Regions from separate parts of the Homo sapiens genome. Here region 1 is linked to region 2. A link is a loop called in an ENCODE intact Hi-C map of the cell type or tissue named here. Cell type or tissue: sigmoid colon. All regions are shown on one strand.

The links. A loop is a pair of places that touch in the nucleus more often than their neighbours do. Peaks named below come from ENCODE experiments on the same cell type or tissue, not always from the same donor. Only the 100,000 strongest peaks of a DNase experiment are listed, where the experiment ranks them.
Region 1: it touches region 2 in a loop (3-fold over the local background); 2 of 110 quality-filtered maps call a loop at or near these places.

The regions. Positions count from the first base shown.
Region 1 is chr10:129,189,252-129,197,251 of GRCh38, forward strand. No RefSeq gene overlaps it. Among named protein-coding and RNA genes, the nearest start is that of MGMT, 270 kb to the right of the region's middle. In sigmoid colon, no CTCF peak of the experiment used is centred here; DNase peaks (open chromatin) are centred at 2,720, 3,680 and 4,125.
Region 2 is chr10:129,092,756-129,100,755 of GRCh38, forward strand. No RefSeq gene overlaps it. Among named protein-coding and RNA genes, the nearest start is that of LINC02667, 180 kb to the left of the region's middle. In sigmoid colon, no CTCF peak of the experiment used is centred here; DNase peaks (open chromatin) are centred at 3,706 and 4,006; H3K4me3 peaks cover 340 bases; H3K27ac peaks cover 196 bases.

The DNA.
Region 1 (8,000 bases), 96 kb after region 2:
AGGAGGTTGAGGCTTCAGTGAGCTATGATCACACCACTGCACTCCAACCTGGGCATCAAAGAAAGACATCTTCTAAAAACAAAAACAAAAACAAAACAAAAAAAACCCACAGCTAATTAAGTCCAAGGAAAGCAGAAGAAAGGAAATAATAAAGATGAGAGCAGTAATCAGTGCAATGTAAAGGAAACATATAGTAAGTAAAAATTATTTGGCATCTTTGAGGAAAAAAACGTACAATATCTCTAAGACCTTAGAAGATCAACAAATTTTAAAAATTAAAATTATGCAGTATCAGGAATACAGAAGGGGTCATCACCACAAGTTCTACAGACATTAAAAGGTAATAAGATGGTACTATGAATACCTTTCTGCCAGTGAATTTGAAAATACAGACTGGACAAATTACTTTCAAAATATAACCTACCAAACTGACACCAGAAGAGACATAAAATCGGAATAGTCCTGTGTCAATAACCAAAACTGAATTCTCCATTAAAAACTTCCCACACAAAAAAATACAAGACCCAGATGACTTTACTGTTGAATTCTTTCAAACATTTAGGAAGAAAATAATATCAATTTTACACAAGCTCCCTCAAAGAGTAGAAAGAGAGCAAATACTTCCCAATTTGTTTGTGAGACTAGCAAATGCCAATTACAGCGTATAAGAAAAAATATACATATTCTCTCTCTCCCTCTCTCTACATATATTTGTATATACACATACATATATATAGTGCACATACAATATAATGTATATTACAACATACTATACAGAAAATGCAAAGTAAATGTATGTACATATGTATAAGTATATGTTCATGTATTATATATAATGTGTGTCTTCCTATAACTTGTGTGTGCCCACATGCAGAGAGTTCTGAAAGAAAGGAATATATAATAAAGATAACTACCGTTATTTTAGGTAGTTGGAATTATCTTGTTCTTTTTTCATTGTTTCAGAATTTTCATTTTTTTAAATAAGTATGTGCAACATTTATGTTGAAAATGTTATAGCTCTTTTATTTTGAAAAAATAAAGTGAATGTTAAGGCATGTTACATTTTTTAATGGTGTTATTCAATATAATTCACACTCCTTTTAATTTCCTTACCACTTAAAGTTTACAATTCAATGACTTTTAGTGTATTCACATAACAGAGATCAGAGAAAATACTTCAAAAATGTCCCTTAGAATGTTAGTTTTAGTTAGATATAAGTAAACTTTAAAGTATAAGTTAAATCCAATAAATTATAGTGGGTTGTGGGATAAAAAGCCAAGTGAAGAAGTAAAGACTGAATAAAAACATGCATTTTCAAAAAGCTTGATTGTGAAGGAGGGGAAGAAAGATACTATCCAATGGGAAGCCCCACCATTGAGGGAGGGTATTTTCATAGGAGGTATTTGAACATACATATCCTCTCAAAGCAAAGAGAGGCAATAAAAGCAACAACAAAGAAGAATGGTTTTATGGATTAAGACTTTCTGGAACAGATGGGGGAAACACAGTGAGACACACCATTGCCAGTCTTTATTGGACTTTGTTCTCCTCTCTGTTCTCAGAGTCCTTGTTGTCCTGGCTTCCTTAGGGACCTACTTCACCCTGTCCTGCAGTCATTCCAGGTGCTTGCCAGGAGCCTGTGGCATCACCCTCTAGCTTGCACCTGCCATCAACACAATGGGGAAGCAAAGTGGGAGGGAAAACAAATTATTTCTCCCAGCCCCTACTTCTGGGTCTCCACTTCATCCCATCCTTGGAGACTTCTTGGAAACTCTCCCTGCAAAAGACTGTGGCAAACTCCTTGGGTACCGTGCCTAGCAGCATGGAGCAAGAAGGCCAGGAGGGCTGCCTTCAGGCTCCTCCTGCTTGGTTCTTAACCACCTAGTTTTTCTGGTTATCTTCAGTTACCAGAGATGTGCATCTCTGCCTGACATGTCTGACTTCCTTCTGCAGTGTTCAAGATTATTCCATACTCATGAATATTCATCCAAAGAAAAGAAAGAAGAAAATAATTGATTCAAAGGGTAAGATCTACTATTAAAAAAAGGAGGGAAGTGGGTAGAAACATGAGACAAAATAAGATTTGAGTCTCGGAGTTTTAGGTGTGAGAAAGAGTAAATTTTTGTATATAAAAGAAAGTTCTTATACATAAATATATTTTATATACACACATATTATCCTATTAATAAAAGTGAATCACTGAAGCAGAACCCAGCCCCAGCCCCAGCCCCAGCCCCAGCCCCTGTAGGGGCCTAGAAACAAGAACTTATCTGGAATAAAGGAGGAAAATGACCTCTTAGGAATCTGGTTGATTTTTGACAAGAAACAGTTGGTGATTTATAAAGTTCCCAAATTGTTTTTAAAAGATGATGGTATTTTTCTTGAAATTATCTAGAACCCTCTACCTTTGTCTCCTTCATACCAGTGAGAGTCCTTGTCCCTAAATTCAGCTGCTCCCCCCAAATAATAACCTCTTCAATCCCCTACTCTCCTGACCCACTCAAACTTGAGGTTAGAGCACCGGACAGTAGTTAGAGAAATTTTTGGCAATATAAAGGAAAAAAATTTTAATTTGAGCAACAGATGGACAATTGCATATTTCATTGTGGTTGGCAGCTTGCCTTTTCTTAAAGGGGCATTCACGAGCCCTGCCAACGGGGGCCTCAGGTGCTCCCAGCTGGTTCCCACTAACCAGGGTGGGCATGGGTCCAAGGCATCTTCATGCCGGGCCCCGCTGACATCTTCAAGTGCACTGCAGCCTCAGGACCCTGACTGGCTCCCAGCCAGGGTGACTGCTTTGTGCAGTGAATCAAAGTCACTGACCATTTCTGGAACCAGAGATGGTGTCTGAAGACATCCTCAAATCCACAGCAGGCTACTGCTTTCTCTCAAAGAAGGGGCAGCCCTTACTTTCCAGCAATCCCATTATCCCATCTGTTTTCCAGGCAAATGCAAGCGGCAACCCTCCACCAAGTTGTCTTTCACGCACACATGTACTTCTTTAATTGTTTGGGGAATTTGGAGGTCATGAGCTTGGGAGACTACAAGCTAGTGACTTTAAAAACACAGAATGCTAGACCTAAAAACATCCTTGACCTCATGTACCACGCCTGTGTTTAATTTAAAGGGTAAGGAAAGTGAGACTCTAAAGTCATACCCAGTGTGGAGCAGTGTTCAGTCCCCGGGTCCGTGAAGCAAACCCTCCCACTCAGGTAACACCCAGGCATCCCCAATCTAGCAAACGAGTTCCTCCTGGGACTCCCTTTTTCTCTCCCCAGACAAAACAATGTGCCCGTTGCATCCTGGTGACAGCACAGCAGTAGCACGGCTGGCCATTTCCTTCTTGTCCATCAGGCCGTCTCCACCTCCATCTGGGGGGCAGATTGGATCTTGCCAGGTTTTAGATCTCAAGCCCGACATTTAGTAGCACTCAATAAAGATTCGCTAGGACATTGCAACAGTGCATTGGCATTGATGTTTCTCTCCATCCTGGCATGTTATGCAACAAAAGACTCTTCCCAAGGATGATCCAAGAATCCCAGAAAATGCAGCTCTCAGAAACTTATGCTGAACCTTTCCAATTTCAGAAAGAATCCCCCCCTGGCTAAATCAGACACTCAGTTGGCTCCGATGTGGATGACTCCACACAGACAAAATGCAGAAGCCCTGAGGCTGAGCCAGGGTCTAGCAAGAGAGACAGAGAGTTCCTGCCAGCAGCCACTCCCTCTCTCCCCAACAGGGGAGGCACAGGGCAGCCCCAATGTGGACGGGACTCTGTCTGTTCTGCCAAGGTCATGAGTATTCCTATCCACTCAGAAGCCACTCTAGCTCCACTCTCTCCCTTTCTGGATTCCTGTGAAAACCAAAATCAAATACGTGTTAGGTTACCATTCTCCAAAATGAGAATCCCTGATACAGAGCAACAGAAACTAACATGTATTTAACACAGGGCACGTGGAACTCTTGGTTAACACCTCCTGACTCCAGATTTGAGGAAGACTCGCCAGTGACCCGCAGAACTCCTATTTCTAATTGCTTTCTCCTTGATTGTTATTTAATTTTCGTTTCTGAGCCTCCAGCTGCCTTACCACGTATGCCACCACCACCCGAAGCCTGACTCATCTTTCCTGGAGGTAGCACTGACTCTCAGTGCTGAGCAATTCGAGCCACTGGGGGGTGACGGGAAGAGGGAGCCGGCACAGCTCGTGCAGTGAGCTCCAACACATCACCATCTTGGGATGGTTTTGATAGCTCTTCTTTTGGAGCTATGATCAGTTATCACGTCAGTACGTAATATAAAACGGCACTCCACTAAATGGCACATCAGGGGGACCATGACCTGGACATTTCTCACTTCCAGCAACACTTCCACTTGTTACGGGAGCACAGAAACATTTTCTAATGCTTTTTATTCTTTGAATTCCCTTTCTCTACTGCCTTGGAAAAATTTAACAAACCAGGATGCAGTAGAAAACTTGTTTTTGAAAAAAATTGTAGAAAAGCAAGGAAAGGATAAACATGTAATTCAAAGTAGAGGTGCATCAGGGGAGAGAAAGCAAGGGTGAGGATGAATGCATGACTGTAAAGTGCATCGTCCAAAATGGGACCCTCTGGGGAGTCCAAGGGGCACTGTCAGTAAATGTGCCCCAACAACATGGTAAACCAGAATGGCCACACTCAGGACCGTAGACACACACAGAGACTGTCGTTGTCATTCATCTAGAGTCTAGGTCTCCAGTCAGTTGTGGGTTTATGGGTGTTCATTACATTATTAATCCATGCATATGTAAAATAGGGCTATGCATGGTCGAATGATGACAGAGATTAATAAACTAAGGACCAGTACTAAAACAATTCTCTGCAGCAGAAGTGCATTTTAAAAAATTAACACTCTTATTGGTGAATCCAGCTAAAGATGGGTTTATGTCACCTTGTACTTCTTTATCATCATCCTTCTGCTCTTTATTATATAATTTTGTAATGTTCACCTCTCTCTCTTTCTCTCTCTCTCTCTCTCATTTTCTGTCTCTCTTTCTCTTCATACTCTAAATACAGGCATTTAAACCATTAATAGATCTTTCAGATCGACTGTCACATTAGAACCCAGACTGCCAAACCCCAAACCACATCTTCTCTTTAATACATTTACTTCCTATTTTCTTTCCATTGACTCTAAAACCAAAAAAGCCCTGAATTATGAATGGAGTTTTTGCTAAGCAAAATTAAAAGCACACATCTATTTTTCTTCTTCTTCCATGAGGACAGACTCTTCCTCTATGTATTAGTCCATTTTCACACTGCTGTAAAGAACTGCCTGAGACTGGGTAAATTATAAAGAAAGAAGTTTGACTCACAGTTCTGCTGGGGAGAATCAGGAAACTTACAATCATGGCAGATGGTGAAGGGGAAGCAAGTACCTTATTCACAAGGTGGCAGGAAAGAGAGTGAGTGAAGGAGAAACTGCCAAACACTTACAAATCATCAGATCTCTTGAGAACTAACTATCTTGAGAACAGCATGGGGGAAACCACCCCCATGATCCAATCACCTCCCACCAGGTCCCTCCCTTGATACACGGGGATTACAACTCGAGATGAGATTTGGGTGGGGATGCAGAGCCAAACCGTATCACTCTATATTTTAGTCACTACAGTCATTTATTCATTCATCTACCCAACCAACCAACCATTTATTACACACTGTTCATAGGGCACTGTGACAGACACTGGAAAGGAGACAATAGTAGTTCATGTCACCTGATCCCTGCCTTCTAGGAATGTACTGTCAAAAGGCAGTTTATAAGCACCCAAATGAGCATGGCAGGTAAGAACCATTGTAGACAACTGGTGAGGTGAGCGCTCAGGAGCTGGACAGGATCATTAACCAGGTGTTCACAGTGCAATATTAACTGTGTGTGTAAGGAAGACTTGTGTCATCCAGCCCATCTGGAAGATAAGTATGGTTGTCTGGTTAACCAATTTCCCTATTTTGGGGAAAGTTTCCTTAGTCTGAACCTAAATTGCCAATTATAAAGGGAGTGTTTATTTTCTACTCAGATACTTATCTTCAAGCATTCCAAGACAAGATGCTCAGCTGACCACAGAAGGGTAAGAGTCCTCAAAAAAGGCAGTAAGTGTAAGACAGAAGCAAATTTTTTTGTGGAGAACATTAAGAGACACTTGACCCCTGAGAGTTCAAGCTTCAGGCTCAATAGCCAGCAGCTTGGCTGACATCTCTACTCATTATCCAATGAGAATTAAAACCTAACACGTCTAAAACACAGCTGCCCATTCCCCTTCCCCAGCTGGACCCTGCAGCACTTTCTTCATCTCAGCAAGTGGCCAATATACCCTTCCAGCTGCCAACCATGGGTGGCCTCTTTCTCCTCTTTACTCTCACACTTGATGTCTGATCCACCAAAACACTCAGTTGGCCTGATTCCCACAACAGACCCAGAATCTGACCCCTTCTTATGCCTCTACCCACCCACCCCATTCAAGCCACCATCCTCTCATCTGGACTAGTGAAGGGGTCTCCTGGAGCTGTTACCCCGCGCCCTCTACCATCTCATCTCAACACAGCTTATGTTCAATTTTCTGACCGATGCCCACAGGCCCTGGACAATCAGGCCCTTCCATTAACTCCTGACTTCATTTCCTCCTTGCTCCCCCTTGCCCATACTGTGTGTCCCTCCTGGAGACTTCCAGTCTTGCTGCTTTGTACTGGACATCTGCCTTGCTTCCCTCCTGTGACCTCATACTCCTTTACTTTGCTCACTTTGGTACTCCCAGCACCTACACCAGTCCCTGGTGCACAGCAAGCACTCCGTACCTATTTGTTGAATGTGGTGAATGAATGAATGAATGAATGAATGAATGAATGCCATCTGGAATGTTTGATCCCAAAGCCCTGTGTCAAAGTTGGTGAAGACACCCCATGGGAGGACCAAACTGATATTGCTGGAAGTTTTGATGTAAATTTGGGATGTGGCTCCTTGGAGCAAAAGATTCCATTTGTCATCACACTCAGAGGAACCGTTCCCACCCCTGTGAATGAGGGCCCTAAGCAGCCTTCCCAGTACCCACAGACCAACTAGGCTTCTACTGTGGGACCCAGACTTTCAGAGAGACAATGTCATCTTGTCCACATTTGGCAGTTATACTGCATCCCTTAAAAGCCACTCTAAGTGAGAAATGTACATTCTACTTTCAGGGGGAAAAAAAAAGAAAGAAACTTTCCTTGAGTCAATTAGATGACCCCATGGCCAAAATCAAAATTCCACATTAAGAAGAATATTCAGGAATAATGTCAGTGACTTGGGCCCCCACACAATACTTGGGCTCAGCCCCACCAGACTACAGCCACTCCGATATGCTGTTTCCCTCTTCCCCAGGGGACCTCCTTCATCCTTTCCCAGGAGAAAGACCCCCTGGCTCCAAGCTGGACAATGACATCCATGACACCATTGCAAACTCTAATCCACCCTAAACCCAACAAACTTCCAGATCAAATGCTTCTGCTCTGCACTCCCTTCACCCCGAAATCATCCAGGTCTTTGTGGAGACTCTGCATTCCAGGATTTCAATGATGTCCCCAACACAAATCCATAGTGGACAAACAGGGAGTGCACTCCAATATGCTAATTTTCCAAGTTAGTGATAAGAGATAAGCGTAAACCTGGATCTGTCATTATCACCTTCTTGGACTTCATCAGCCAAATGACAGCCTGAAAACAAAGATGCTTTCAGACAGGCAAAGAGTAGCCCCTTAAGAAGGCAGACAACAGGACTTGGAACAGGCAGGCCGCACCTGCAGTGCCCTGTGACTTGTCTGAGGATCACAGTCAGTGAATCTAGAACCCTCCCTCCAACCTGCTCCTCCTAGCCCAGGTCCTGATCCCCATTCACCTTCAGGAAGCCGAGCTACCTTGCTGTTGATTCTGTCAGCGTGTCCTGCACCAGCCCAACTCTGCCTCTAACTCAGCAGGTAAGGCTGGTTT
Region 2 (8,000 bases):
GCCCCAGGGAGGGCCATGGCTTCCAGACCCACTCAGTGCTACCATCTGGGGTGGATCTTTTCAAGGCACTCTCCAAAATTATCAGATGGATTTGGTAATTCTCTCAGTAATTTACCCAAAAGAATTAAATTGTCTCTTGAGGTTTCAATCGTCCCTGGAGAGGCTGTATCTTGGCATTTTAAAAGCAACAGCACAGGCCGGGCGCAGTGGCTCACGCCTGTAATCCTAGAACTTTGGGAGGCTGAGGCGGGCAGATCACGAGGTCAAGAGATAGAGACCATCCTGGCCAATGTGGTGAAACCCCATCTCTACTAAAAATACAAGAATTAGCTGGGCCTGGTGGCGCATGCCTGTAATTCCAGCTACTTGGGAGGCTGAGACAGGAGAATCACTTGAACCAGGGAGTCAGAGGTTGCAGTGAGCTGAGATCGCGCCACTGCACTCCAGCCTGGTGACAGGGTGAGAGCGAGACTCCGTCTCACAAAAAAAAAGAAATGCAACAGCACAGAGGCCTGAAAGCCAAAGAGTTGGAGACTCAAAGACAGATTCCCTACTCATCTGCAACTCCCAGAGCTAGACGGACTCAGTATCTTCCCATCTGACATCTTGCCTGGCACTGGCTTTTCTCTTAATCCCTTCCATGTTCTATGGTCAGCTACAAAATACAGCATACTCACACCACATGATGTTTTGCACCATAGTGAGGGTTGTTTCTGAGGCTCCTTCTGGATTTTCTACCTTCCCAACCTCCCCAGTGAATCAGGCTATGTATATCATATACATACAAGGTCTACCTGACCTCCCCAGTGAATCAGGCTATGTAAATCATACGTATGTATCAGTCAATAGTTGGGAATGTGCTTGAGCTGCCTTCCTCAGTTTCACCTCCACAGCTCCCTGGGAAGCTGACATCGCCACCACTGCTGTTTAGGCAAGTGAACATGAGGCACCTTCCCCAAGATCAAAAAGCTAGGTGGACTGAGGAGTAGGGCTCAAACACAGCTCAGATGCTGCTGAAGACTCATCCAGAGCCTGTCCTAACTAACTTCACACCCTGAACACACAGGTGTGCTGGGCTTGGGCCCTGTGCGGTGTCCCCAGAGCTAGAGAAGTAAAAGAAGAAGAGGGAGGTGTCGGAGGCTGTGGACGGGCTCCGTGTGTCCCCTCCCCTTCCCTGGCGCAGACGTGGGTGGTCGTATCTACAATATGAGTTCAAAAGAACTGAAAGTCCTCTTGTCAAAATCTCTCCCTCACTCAAGGCCTGACACTGAGAAAGAAATTCCCACCTTTCAGTTTCCTCCTTTAGGCTAAGTCGCACGTCTGAAAAGCTCTGAGAAGCATTGCATGGGAGGGGAGGCCCATTAACTCAGGATCCCCCATTAGCCCACATTTCCAAATTTGCACTCAGCAGGACCCAAAAGGAATGACATTCAGTACTGGAACATCTGGATCAGAGAAAAAGGGAGGGAGGGAGAAGCCGAGAGTAGTCATGGTGAGAAATAGGGCAGAGGGAACTTTCCCCAGGAACTGGGAAGCCCTTCATTGGCAGGTGCCAAGTGCCTAGACCGGATGAAGGAAAAAGATGAGAGACAGACAGAGAGAGAGCGAAGTGGACAAAGGTGAACTGGGAAGCGCTTCTAGCAGCTGATAAGACTGAGAGGGCACATTCCCCAGCTTTGCCTAGGATGGACATAGACAAGCCAAGGCAGTAGAAGTCACCCTGGTCCAGGACGCTTTGCAAAGGCAGCCAGCATGGCAGAGTGATAGGAGTGATTGAGAGCTTGCCAGCACCATCTCCCCGCCATGGAACATGGTACCACCATTAGAAATGAGACCTGGGTGCCTCTTAGGACAGGAGGAAAATGACTTGGATATGTCTCCTTCTCTCTTCCTAGTGCAAAAGATAGCACTACCACTGGACCAGGAAAGATATTGGAAAAGTCTTCATAAAAACCCTGAGATGTCTGTCAGCCAATTCATAAAACCCTGAGTTGCCTGTCAGCCAATTCATAAAACCCTGAGATGCCTGTCAGCCAAGGGTGACCTCCAGGACCACTGCATGGGAGATATTTCCTTAGGGCCTCGCAGGCAGCTACAATGCAAGCCAATTTACCTGATGTTGAGATTTGGGGTGAGAAAGTGAACCCTCCAGTTTCCCAGAAGTCTGTCTCACCAGATGCAGAGACTCAGCCTCTTCCAGGAAGCATCAGGATTGGATTTGGGTCTGAGTGGCCAGCTTTCAATAGGACTCATTCTGTGACTCCAGGTCAAACTTGCCAAATGTCTTCCGCAGATTAAGTACAGAACCCTGGATCAAACCCAAATGTGGAGGCAAGGAAATCCACTTGCAAGTAGAATGAGGGTCTTAGACACATTGCACAGGTTTAGTGAGGGCCTGGAAACTAAATCTGTGTTATACCCACCCCCACCAGTAAAACTCAAAACTGTGGGCCAGTGTTCATGACGTATAGGAGTTTGTAACTTCATCTTCTATAATCCATTTCACACAAATGCACTCCGGCTTGCTTCCTGGGCTAAAATAATACAGGTACTTATAAGAATTCACCCACAGAGTTAACATAGGCAAATGCTTTGGTCCCATAATATATGAAGTCAATGCTTGGTTTCTTCTAGGATTCAGGCACGTGCGCACAAACACACACAAACACACACACACACACACACACACACCACAGCAGAAAGGGTAGGTTTTCTTTTATCCAGTGCTTCTACTGCATAGAGAAAAAGCAAGGGCTATATTTTATTTAATACAACATTTTCAAATATTTTGTCCTACTTTCTCACACAGCACCAAAAATATCCTACGTGGTAGGAAAATAGAGTTAGTGTAAACAGAGGTGAAGTATAGCTTGCTGAAAATATGCAGAATGAATTTTTGGTTAAAGGATGGAGAGATTCAGGATGGAGGCAGCAACTCCTCTCCCCGCTACAGGGATGCCCGGTAGGCAGTGGAGAAAATGTAGTAAGTACAACTAAAACTGGATTTAATCATCGCTACTAATAAAGGGCCAAGGCTATATAGCAATTTACTGTGCTGTCGGCAAAATGAATTGCTTAAGGCACATTAGCAGGACGTTAGATAACACACACGCAGTAAGTAAATTATGATTAAAATAACCATAGAGTAAAGACTGTACATGCTCCACCGCCATAACTCTTTTTAAAAATCTTTTAAAGATACCTCCCCCAGTGAATCTGTTTATCACCTCCTACAATTTTAATCAAATTCAATAAGCATATTTCTTACTCTATAAAATGTTTTTGATTGGTCTTTTTATTTTTTTTTCCAATTGGTAAATGAAAGAATGATGTCATATGACAGCATTAAATACTATTAAACAGACCATAACTAACATCAGCCGTATAAATTATACATAAGCTGACATTTTTATGCACTTCGTGAAGAATTGCTTCATGGGTTGTACAATCTTTTCCAAAACAAGCTCCTCAGAATAACGTGACTGCTTATGTTTCATGGCTACAAATGGGTAACTGAATTAGCATTCATTTATGAAGTTTTCACAGGGAACCCTTCTCATTCAAATACTTGTAGATTATAATTTATTTTTATCTGAGGCATAATTTTTCATGTGGAAGTTTTGCCAAAATCAATAGAACCAGAGCCAAGCCCTGTTCCCTATTCCCAACTTAGACCCTCCTCTTGGCTGCTGCCTCCACGTGTCTTCTCTAGCTGGGAAGGTAAACAAATGAGTCTGCCTCATAATTGTCATCTCTGCCAAAGTGCTGAGCTGAATATTATTTTTTACCAGTTCAGCCCACCGCACTTAGAACTCTATTCACACACGTTTTAAAATGGCTTTTTGCATTCTTACGCAAGGAGTGCAGGCTCTTGTTATATGGCAGGAAAACAGCATATTTCATTTCTGATTCACAAGGAAAGTCCATGCCAAAAGTGTCAATGACAACCCCAGGTTTCGAAATAGCCTAGATTAACACAGAGAATGTGCAGGGGCTTGGGAAACCCTCTTCTGGAGGAAGGGGTCGTATCAGGTCCTCTTTGTGCCTGCAGACAGTTGGACTCTGTCCCAAACCAGACAGTGTTTTCTTATAGACACGGGCAATGTGCGAAGAGAGCAGGATCTGGCAGAAAAAACGCTGAGGTATTAATCAAATAAGAAAGTCTAAGGGCCACCAGTTTTCCACAGTGTATCATCACAGTAAACATATGAGGATGAATACCCTGTTTGCTGTGAGTTTAAATGTGTCTGAATAATCCTGGTGACGTTGCAGGGACTTTTGATTCCAGTAATTTATCTTATATGGTGAAAATTCTTTTGTTGCTTTAATTTGCAAAGGTTTTCTTTCAATTTTCTGAAGTCCAGACAGTACCATGTACCCAAGCAAAAAATGCACCAGGAGATGTGAATTGAGCTAATGCATGTATAAAGTGCTGGGCGCCTAAAAGCTTGACAAATACGGGACTGCTATTGTCATTATTGGGATTTTCACTGATTCAAATGCTGGGTAATGTTGACTCTGGTTCAACACATTTGGGTGTATCTCTTGATTGGCGAGAATGCACTCCGACTATGCCTGTGCCATTTTTGTCCATTTCTCTATACATTTCATACCTAGCCATACTGCTGTAGCAAATGTTGACACCCACTAGGATTTTACTTTAGCTGAGATATTTTGCATTTGCTTATAATAGAAGAAAACCCTCTTTGCACACCTAGGAGTTAGTGCAGCTTGTTAGCCCACACCCAACACGGATCTCAAAACTTTGTGAATCCCAAATTATCACCCTCTCCAGGTTTTGAGTCTAAAGCAGTTTGGACAAAGGGGCACATTCCCTGGCTGTGGCTTATTGCGGGCATGCAACTGGGTGCCTGGCAGATGCCCTGCAGAATACTGGAGATGGCTGAGTTATGACCAATGAGAATTTCAAAATAGGAGAGCTGATATGCAGAGACAGCTACTATGTCAGGGAAATTACGTGGGCACATGAATGCATGTATACATATGTATGTATGTGTATTGTATGTGCATGTGCACGTATGTATATGTGTATATGTATTGCAAGTGTGTGCCCACACGCATATACATCAGACTCAAAGATGGCATTTTATTCCTACTGCAACTATTAAGGCTTTTTTGTAGCTTGTGGACACAGCTCTTTTCACCCTGGCCTTCCCCGGTGAGGTGCAGCTGGATTGTGAGAGGCACCCTTAACTCCCCCACTGGAAGTGGCCCAGGAACACCACAAAAACCCCAATGGGCTTCTCTGAGGCTTCTGAGTCAGGATGCAAAGAACAGAAGCTGGGGAATAGTAGTACATAAACTCAAAGCCCAAGTGCTGCCTGTGATGCTCCTCAATGAGTGTAGAAATCTGAAGCAAGTCCAGATTTAAAATCCTGGGAGAAGGACCAACAAGACAGAAATGATCGCATTTAATTTTTATACTTCGGACTGTAAAGCAAACAACGTTTTGATTTTTTCAGCATTACTGAGACATGTGAGGAAGGAATTCTAAGAATGAGGACACTTTCACCCCCATGACCCTATTTGTCCCAAAGACTTCACTTACTGTTTTTGCTGATAACTCACAAATCGAAGTTTTGGCCTGAAACTCTCTCTTGCGGTCCAGACGGGCATCTCACAACAGCTACCATGCTCCAGCACTGAGCAAGTGCCAGGCAGCTTCTAGATGCTTCCTTTGAGTTAGCCCAACACAGGCAGGGGAAGCAGAGGATCAGAATGGTTAAGTCCAGGCCTATAGGCATCAGGGAGGGTGGCTGCCTCTGCAGCAATCACTGCAGTCAGCGTGGTGGACTCAGCACTTGCCGTCTTCACCCCAGTGTCCCAAAGGCACTTCCAACTCTTCATGTGCCACAACTTAACTCTTCTTCCCACTCCAAATATGATCGATGGCCTGTGATCCCTCCCCTGGAGAACAGGACCTCCCGCCCTCAAGGGGAGAACATACGGGCCATGTGTGCCCAAAGGTGGGAATCTTGGGGGCCATGTTAGAACTGTTCTTGCCACAAGTCAAAATCTGAAAGCATAAAGCTTTGGCCAATCTTTGAGTGCATGAAGACAGTGGTCACCTTTGGTGAAAAGACACTTGGGGAGAAAGTCTGGGTTCCAACCTCCCCAGGAATGGGCCCTAGCATGAGGAGGGCACTGGCTGTTATGGCCATAGTCACCATGATCTGGCAGTGTGTATTCACCGGCACCCGCTCCTCGCCAGGCACTGTGCCCTGTGTCCCTCATGGGTATCACAACAGTTTGCCTCACCACAGGAGAGCTTTGGCTACGAGGCAGAAATTTGCAAAGAAGGGCTGGAGTGAACCACCTCTCCTCTGTGATACCTGCACTCGAATAGACAGGCTTTGATTTAATGGCCTGGAAATTAAGGGATGCACTCAAGGAGCTGCCTTCTGGCAATGGAGGGCAGGATGCAGGCATCTTCTGTTGATGGCATAGTCATCCCTCCTGTTGGCCAGTTTGTGGGTAATTCTGGAGCAAGCTGCCCAGGAGGAAGGGACTTGACTACCCTAGGCCCAGAGGAGGGCTAGTGTACAGAGATACCCCTGGCTGTTTCTAAGATTCTCTACCTGAGAGGTGCAGGTCTGAAGAGGCCAACTCGTGGGCATGGGGTGGTTCATCTTCCATCTCCCCTGGGAGCAGCCCTGCTGCCTCAAGGCAGGGATTCCTCAAGTCCAGGGGTCAGCAAACCTTTTCTGTAAAGGGCCGGGCAGTAAATATTTCAGGCTTTGCAGGTCTCTGCTGCAACTACTCAACTCTGTGGTTGTAGCACAAAAGCCACCATAGATAATGTATCTAACAAATAAATGTAACTCTATTCCAAAAAAAAACTTCATTTACAAAAGCAGGTGGTGGGCTGGATTTGGCCTTTGGGCTGCACTTTGCTAACCTGGCTGGAGTCGCCAGCCCTGAGTGGGCAGGGTGAGGCAGAGGCAGGCGTGGAGTTCACTCCTGGCTTTCTTGTTCTTGGGATTCTACTTCTCTGTAGATTTTCACATCGCACCATTCCAGGCCATCACTTAAGCCCGACTACCATCACCCTCCATGGGGTAGAGTGGAATGAAGAGTGTCCTCTCCAAATTCATGTCTACCTAGAGGCTCAGAATATCACCTTATTTGGAAACAGGATTATTGCAGACATAATTAATTAAGGATCTCAAGGTGCAATCATCCAAGATTTAGAGTAACCCCTAAATCCGATGAGTACTGTGTGTATTTATCAGAAGAGGAGAGGATGCAGAGACACAGGGAGAAGGCCATGGCGACAGAGGCATAGATCGGAGCGACACAGCCACAAGCCAAGGAACACCAGGAAGAGGCAGGGAAGGATCTTCCCCTAGAGTCCTTGGAAGGACCAGGATTCTGCTGACACTCTCAAACTTCTGGCCTCCAGACCTATGAGAGCACGAATCTCCAGTGTCTTAAGCCACCCACATTGTGGTCATTTGTTATGGTAGCCACAGGACACTCATACAGTTGGGCTATCTTAACAGCCTCTGAACCAGAATTCCTCCCTCCAGCATACCGCAGCACTCCCCAGCCTTCCTCCACATTGCATCCCGAGAAACCTTCCTAAAATATACGTCCAGTCATCACATAGCCCAATGCTTAAACCCCTTCCATAGAAACTCCATTTCCTACACCGTGACCAGGCTCCTAAACATGGTTCCCCACACACCTACACCTGTACTTCCCTCCACTCACGCCAAGCCTCAGTCACACCGAGCTGCTTGGAATCTTCTGGTTGCGGTAGCAAGCTCTTACCTCCTGGTGTTGGTATGCACAGTCCCCCATCTGAACTGCCTCCTGGCTCCCTCATCCTGCCACTCTCTCTCCTGCAAGATCCCTCTCAGAGGGCATCTCCTCTGGACAGATATCCTTAACCACCAGTGCATCATACCCTAAAACTTGACTCAACTCATTGATGTGTTTTCCAAACTTCTGACATCACCACCCTTCCCCAGGATTTT